Regions from separate parts of the Homo sapiens genome. Here region 1 is linked to region 2. The links are chromatin contacts, found by Hi-C in ENCODE. All regions are on one chromosome and are shown on one strand. Each heading gives the region's core, a stretch centred on a gene start or an enhancer-like site at or near the end of the contact. The rest is flanking DNA. Distances are from core to core; before and after follow the strand shown. Region 1 has its middle 120 kb from the start of SPCS3-AS1. Region 2 holds the start of SPCS3-AS1 (SPCS3 antisense RNA 1).

Region 1 (3,061 bases), core at 328-2,827, 120 kb after region 2:
TATTGAGGACCAACAATGTGCTGGACACTGTTCAAGGTGCTGGTGCACGAAACATAAAGAGGATCAAAGCACATGATGATGTGGTGAAAATAGAATTGAGTAGCAGGAATCTTGTCTTCTTGGACTATGCCTTGAACCTGGCAGTTGTCCTAGAGCACAGTTTGAAATCCATTGATATTTTCCTTCTCTTTCTAATAACCTATGATTCCACAAAGAAATAATGCACGTTAAGTAGCTGCCATCATAAATGTACCTAGGATTGCCATGATCAGGTTCTTGGTGTACAAGTTCATCCTATTTCACTTACATTGATTCGCTTTCTAGATGATACTCTACTTTGAGAAGAAGTAAGCAAATGGATCACATTCTTACTTTAATGAGATCTTTGGCTGTCTTGGTCTCAGTTTTTCTGCTCTGTGTTCCTGTTCATTTTTATCTCACTAAAGAGGACACTGATGTTCTAAGAGTTACCATTATTTTGCACAACCATCCAGGGAACTCTTAACCATTTGTTCCAATTTTATCTAACAAGTAATGATGGTGTGTCAAGGGATAGTTATATTCTATTTTATATCCAAGCAAGTCAAGCTAGAACTGAAATATGTTCTATTTTTTTTAATCTGGGCATAAAAGACAGAGACAGAGAGCGAGAGAGAGACTACCAGAAGATGGTGGGAGGTGAGAGCAGTTGCCATTCAGGATTTACAAGGAATAGTCATATCCCACAGTTAAAATATATAACCACTTATCTTTGCGGCCAGTCAATGATAATTTCCTCTGGCTCCTTCAGTTTGAATCTGCCAAATAATGTACCAGGTGTTTTCTTTTTCTCTTAAGAGAAAAAAATGATCTCTAAAATTATATGAAGTTTAAATGATTTAATTCCTGGTTAGAAAATTTAGCTTGAAATCTAATGGTTATCATCACCTTATATTTCAATAATATTTCATTTCCCACACCTGCCTTCTAGAGCAGTTTCAATCATGAATAACAGTGGGGGAGAAAAATGATAAACATTATGTGCTCAGCAAAGGACTTAGTAGTGTTGAGCCAAGTTGGAAAAGGAGAACAACTATTACTACAGGGCTGAACCTTGTGGGGAGTCTGGAGGTCTGCCCTGACAATCCCAAACTCTGCAACTTTATTATCTTTGTGGTTTTAAAAAGACTTGATCTTTCTAATATTACATTCTGAAAGGCAACTTAATAGATACTCTATTTCTGGAGAGCTCTGTATGCAGAATAATGGAAAATTCTTGTCGTGGTTGTCATGTTTTTTTGAAGAAGCAGCAAAGTGAAGAATAAATTTGGCTGATTTGCATGAAGTGTTAGTATTCACTGACAGTGATTCCTGAACTGAATTTTCTTTATGCTGTGGGAGAAGAGACGTGAAGCATTATTTCTAGCAGCTGGGATGGCTCAGGGATTTAAGGTACCATTTGGGGCCTTGCCAAGATGCTCCGCATGAACCTGGGAATGTCAGTGCAGAGTTTTGGTGAATGAGACAGAGCTGGCATTTTATAGATGGAGCAGGTGTTGGCTTATGTGATACGACTTGAGAATGTGTAAGAAGGTCTTCATGATCAAATACCACACTTCCAGTATCCATCACATTATAGTCATTCCTCTGAGATAAGATCTGACATGCTCCTATTAACATGAAAATGAGTTATCTGGGAGGTGTATTAGTCACTGCTACCTTAGCAACAGTCAGCTTATCAGATAAAGTCTCAGAAAGTGGGATCTTGAATGAATGGTACTCACAGAGGCCAGTTTTGGTTAAGAGTACAAAGATGGGCCAGGACTAAGTGAGGAGATCCAGTGGAGCTAGCAGGGAGGGCCACAGGGGAGGGCCACGTACATGACTGTGGGATGAATTCAGCCTTGACTCAGTTCCTACTTCCACCAAAGTAAGGAGTGTACAGCATCATTGTGCCATCTGGATATTTTTGTTTCACGGAAACTCCCTAGATGTTAACCACATCCTGTTTTCCTTCAAAGCATCACTTAAACATACAGTGTTTAGCATACAGAGTGGGGATACTAAGTCTTCTTTCTCTACATCTCCAGCATTCCTTGATCCCAACTTAATTCTCTCCACTTAATTTTGACGAAAAATTTAACTTTCTACCTTCTTCTTGGCTCCATAGCTACCTTTGCATCACTGAAGACTCACAAATGGTTTCTGCCTCACAATGAGCTATCCACTCTATGTCCTAACCTTTGGAGGTATAGAAGGGGGAGGATTTGAAAGTTGAGTCTTTCCATTTTCCTTTCCCACAGGTTTCAGATAGTAGCTGAACATGGCATAGAAATTTAGGAATTTCTCTTCCTCAACAACCCCACCTGACACAAGCATCAGCCACGGTGAGCTTGGCGATGATCTCCCTTCCCCTTTGCTACGTAAGTGTGTTCTTTGATATGACTCAATTAACCAAAAATTAGCCATCATGTATCTTTAAATGGCTATTGACAACGATTTCTGCTAGATAAGTGTTCTCTCGGGTCGTGTCCCTGACTAACCTGAGCTTACGACCTACCCAGAAAGGTTAGAGAGATATACCAGAACCAGAGTGATAGATTGCCCATAGAAAGCAAGCAAGAGTTGGACACAAAGTGCTGAATGAGTGATAGAGAATATATGATCTTTGTTGTCCCAGTATCCTGTACTTCCTTTTTTGGTAGCTTTTATTGCAATTGTAATGAAATTAATTATCTGGATGTTATTTAACATCTTGCCTTCACCTTTTCTTTCACCTTCCCTTTCACATCCCCTGGGTGCAGGGTCCTGGCTTGATTTTACTTACCATTGTATTCCCAGAGGAACACAATAGGTTCAGAAGTTCAGAAAAGTGAGCAGTCGCTGTCCATTGTGAGGCTTAACAACCATGACCATTAGGGAAGGCTTCCCAGAGGTACTTCAATTCTAGCAAAGGGAAAGTCCAAAGATTGCTATGGATTAGTCAGGTGGTCCTAAGCCTTGGTCTACACCACAAGACTTCAATGACATACTTTTCAATCTGGGGATCTCCAAACTGTTGTTAGGTCAGGAAATAGTGGAT
Region 2 (2,823 bases), core at 322-2,821:
ATCAGATGTTCACAGTTTTCTGGTTTGTTCCTGATCACATTCCAGGACAGATATTTTTGTTTGGTTTATGGACTGAAATTTTTAAAAAAAATTTATTTCAGCAGACCCTGAATCCATTTTTATAAAAACCCTTAGCTGTGAAAGGAACAAAGGTTTTGGCAGATAGTATAATCAGAGTCAGGATTGGCTCGGTTTGAACCCTAATGCCCTTCAGGATATTGAAAATGTGATAAAATAATTGCATTATTTATTAATGACCCAACGAAATTCTTATACATTATGCTGTAGAGCAATTCCGCAGCCATTATCTTCTTTGCTCCTAAGAACCCAGAAAGGTTATCCTTTTATTTATCAGAAATCACCATGTTAAAATGCAAATACTTAGGATCGGTAGCCTCAACCCTTATCTTCTAAAACATCTTTAGCTATCCATACAAAGCAAAGCATTAATAGGAATTGGACTGACGTTGGAGGTGGAAATACTGATGCACGTGACAGCTTTAAGGACTTGGGCGGCTAATTCCCCACTCCCCACTGCTCCTCAGATCCTCCAAAAAAAGCTCAAGTCCTAACTTTGACCAGGTTTGACAAAGAAGGGAGAGGACCAGGCGTTTTGTAAAGTGCTGCTTCCAAACGCCACCCGTCAGGACAGATTCTAAACCACCTTAACTTGCTGCCGGTTTCAAGTGAAAATAAATGGTACATAAGTAATCAAGAAGTCGCAGTCCCAGACCTCTGACCAAAGAACCGAAAAAGGACAGCGAACGACCGGTTCCCAATTCTCTGAACCCAAAGGTCGGAGAAGCAATTTAGAAGAGGAGGGGGTGGGTCTTCCACAACAAACCCCGCCCCTCCCTCACTCGTCGCTGATTGGTGGCGGCGTTAGGCCGCGACGGAGGGGCGGGCCCGCGGCTGAGTCTCTCCCTTTCCGCGCCGCCCCGTGCGCGCTGTGGGTGTGTTTCGGGAAGCGGGCGCGCGCGCGCTCGCGTCGGAGGACCGGAAAGGAGGCGGGGCTGCGGCGGCGCGCGCTCCCGGAACGCGCGCACCGCAGACGGCGCGGATCGCAGGGAGCCGGTCCGCCGCCGGAACGGGAGCCTGGGTGTGCGTGTGGAGTCCGGACTCGTGGGAGACGATCGCGATGAACACGGTGCTGTCGCGGGCGAACTCACTGTTCGCCTTCTCGCTGAGCGTGATGGCGGCGCTCACCTTCGGCTGCTTCATCACCACCGCCTTCAAAGACAGGAGCGTCCCGGTGCGGCTGCACGTCTCGCGGATCATGCTGTGAGTGAGGCCGGGCCGGCGGTGCAGGACGCCGGGACCGGGCTGGGGCGGAAGCCGAAGCCGGGCCGCCGCGCCGGGGCTGCCGTGCCGGGGCCGCGGGCAGGGCGTCCGGATCGCCCTCCTGAGCGGCAGTTCGCCCCCGAGGGCGGTCGTCAGGGGTGGACGTCGCAGGCTTTTCCGGCGTCCCCTCGGAACTTGCACCCCTCCACCGTAAATTCCCGGGCTTGCTCTTAAATTTTAATTTTGAGCGTTCCTCAGGTCGGTGCCTCCGCTTGCTTCCTGTTCCTCACTTCCCTCCACCCACGCCTGGCCAATGAGGGAGCAACACAACAGCAGAGCCGGCGCCGCCGCCCGCCTGGGCTGGCGCCTCCCGCGCGTCCGGTGCCGCTCGTGGTCCGCATGCGAGGCCCTCCAGGCGCTGCCGCCGCGCTCTGGGTCGGGCTTCCGTGGGGTTTCCTGGCGGCTCTGGAGGCCACAGGACGGGGTTGTCTTTGTGTCATTCATCACCCGAGTTTGCCCTGTTTGACATTCCCTTTACAGTTGTTGCCTTTGCACCTTCAGAAGGCAGTAAACAGTTGGAGCTGCTTTGAAGTTGGCCAGAGATGTTGGGCACTGAGAGAATTAAGCATCTTAGCCTTCTGATACAGCGAGATTTTTGTTTTGTTGGGTTTCTTTATTTCTTTTTCTTTTGCCAACCACTTGAAGAAGTCTGCGAAAACGCCAAAAAATGCAGTTCGAAATGACAGTGCCATTTCGCTATTGCCTATTTTGTCCTTGATTTTATTCTCTGGCACTTTTGTCTTTAATCGTCGTATTTTTCCATCTCTTGTTCTCATACCCTTCTACTCTATTTCCGTCTTACACAAGTTCTTTAACCTTAGTTTATTTCTTTGTCAGAATCGCCAAGAAGCCAGTTATCAAATAGCGAGCCTTCTCCCCCCACCTTTTTTTTTTTTTTTTAAATTACTGTACTGATGTTTGTTAGATATTGTTCGAATAGACCTGGGGTGGACATCAGCACTGCCATTGTCAGCCCTGTGAGGGTTAGAAGAGCTTGGTGCATATTAAACACTGAACAGATGTTAGCTGTTGTTGTCTTGAGCAAGTTTTCTTACCATTCTGGGCCTTAATTTCTTTTTGTTTAAGATGGAAGTAATACCTAATTTTTAGGTTGTGAGAATTATTTGAAATGTGAAAAATATTGTCAGTGGGTCTGAGCCGTAGTAAACAGTAAATAGCAGCTGGTTACAGTAGTATCCCCTTAATGGGGTAGGTATACGTTCCAAGACCCCCAGTGGATGGCTGAAACCACGGATAGCACCAAACCCTATATATACTTGGTTTTTTCCTATACCGTACATACATACCTACCTATGATAAAACTTACAAGTTAAGCACAATAAGAGATTAACAATAACATAATAGAACTGTAACAATATACTATAATAAAAGTTATGTGAATATGATCTCTTTCCCCTTCTCTCAAAATAACTTATTTTACTGGACTCACCTATTTTCACACCAGATTGACCGCGGATAATT

What was found. A loop is a pair of places that touch in the nucleus more often than their neighbours do. Pooled maps may share reads with other maps.
Region 1: a loop to region 2 is called in a pooled map, with 2.2 times the contacts of the local background. The contact joins the enhancer-like site here to the promoter of SPCS3-AS1 in region 2. A Hi-C loop is called at or near these places in 1 of 50 pooled maps.

Annotation. Positions count from the first base shown.
Region 1 is chr4:176,434,959-176,438,019 of GRCh38, forward strand. It overlaps a transcript of LOC124900817 not described here. Among named protein-coding and RNA genes, the nearest start is that of SPCS3-AS1, 120 kb to the left of the region's middle. Within about 2 kb of position 1,578, at least 2 of the 41 ENCODE cell types and tissues checked have a DNase peak (open chromatin) inside an H3K27ac peak, as active enhancers do.
Region 2 is chr4:176,318,939-176,321,761 of GRCh38, forward strand. It overlaps SPCS3-AS1 (SPCS3 antisense RNA 1), which reads right to left and starts at 1,572. Exons shown (of 4, transcript NR_186171.1): 1 at 1,207-1,572. SPCS3 (signal peptidase complex subunit 3) reads left to right here and starts at 1,028. Exons shown (of 5, transcript NM_021928.4): 1 at 1,028-1,281. The coding sequence starts at 1,139. RefSeq lists an enhancer at 839-1,339 and silencers at 1,322-1,441, 1,562-1,631, 1,662-1,741.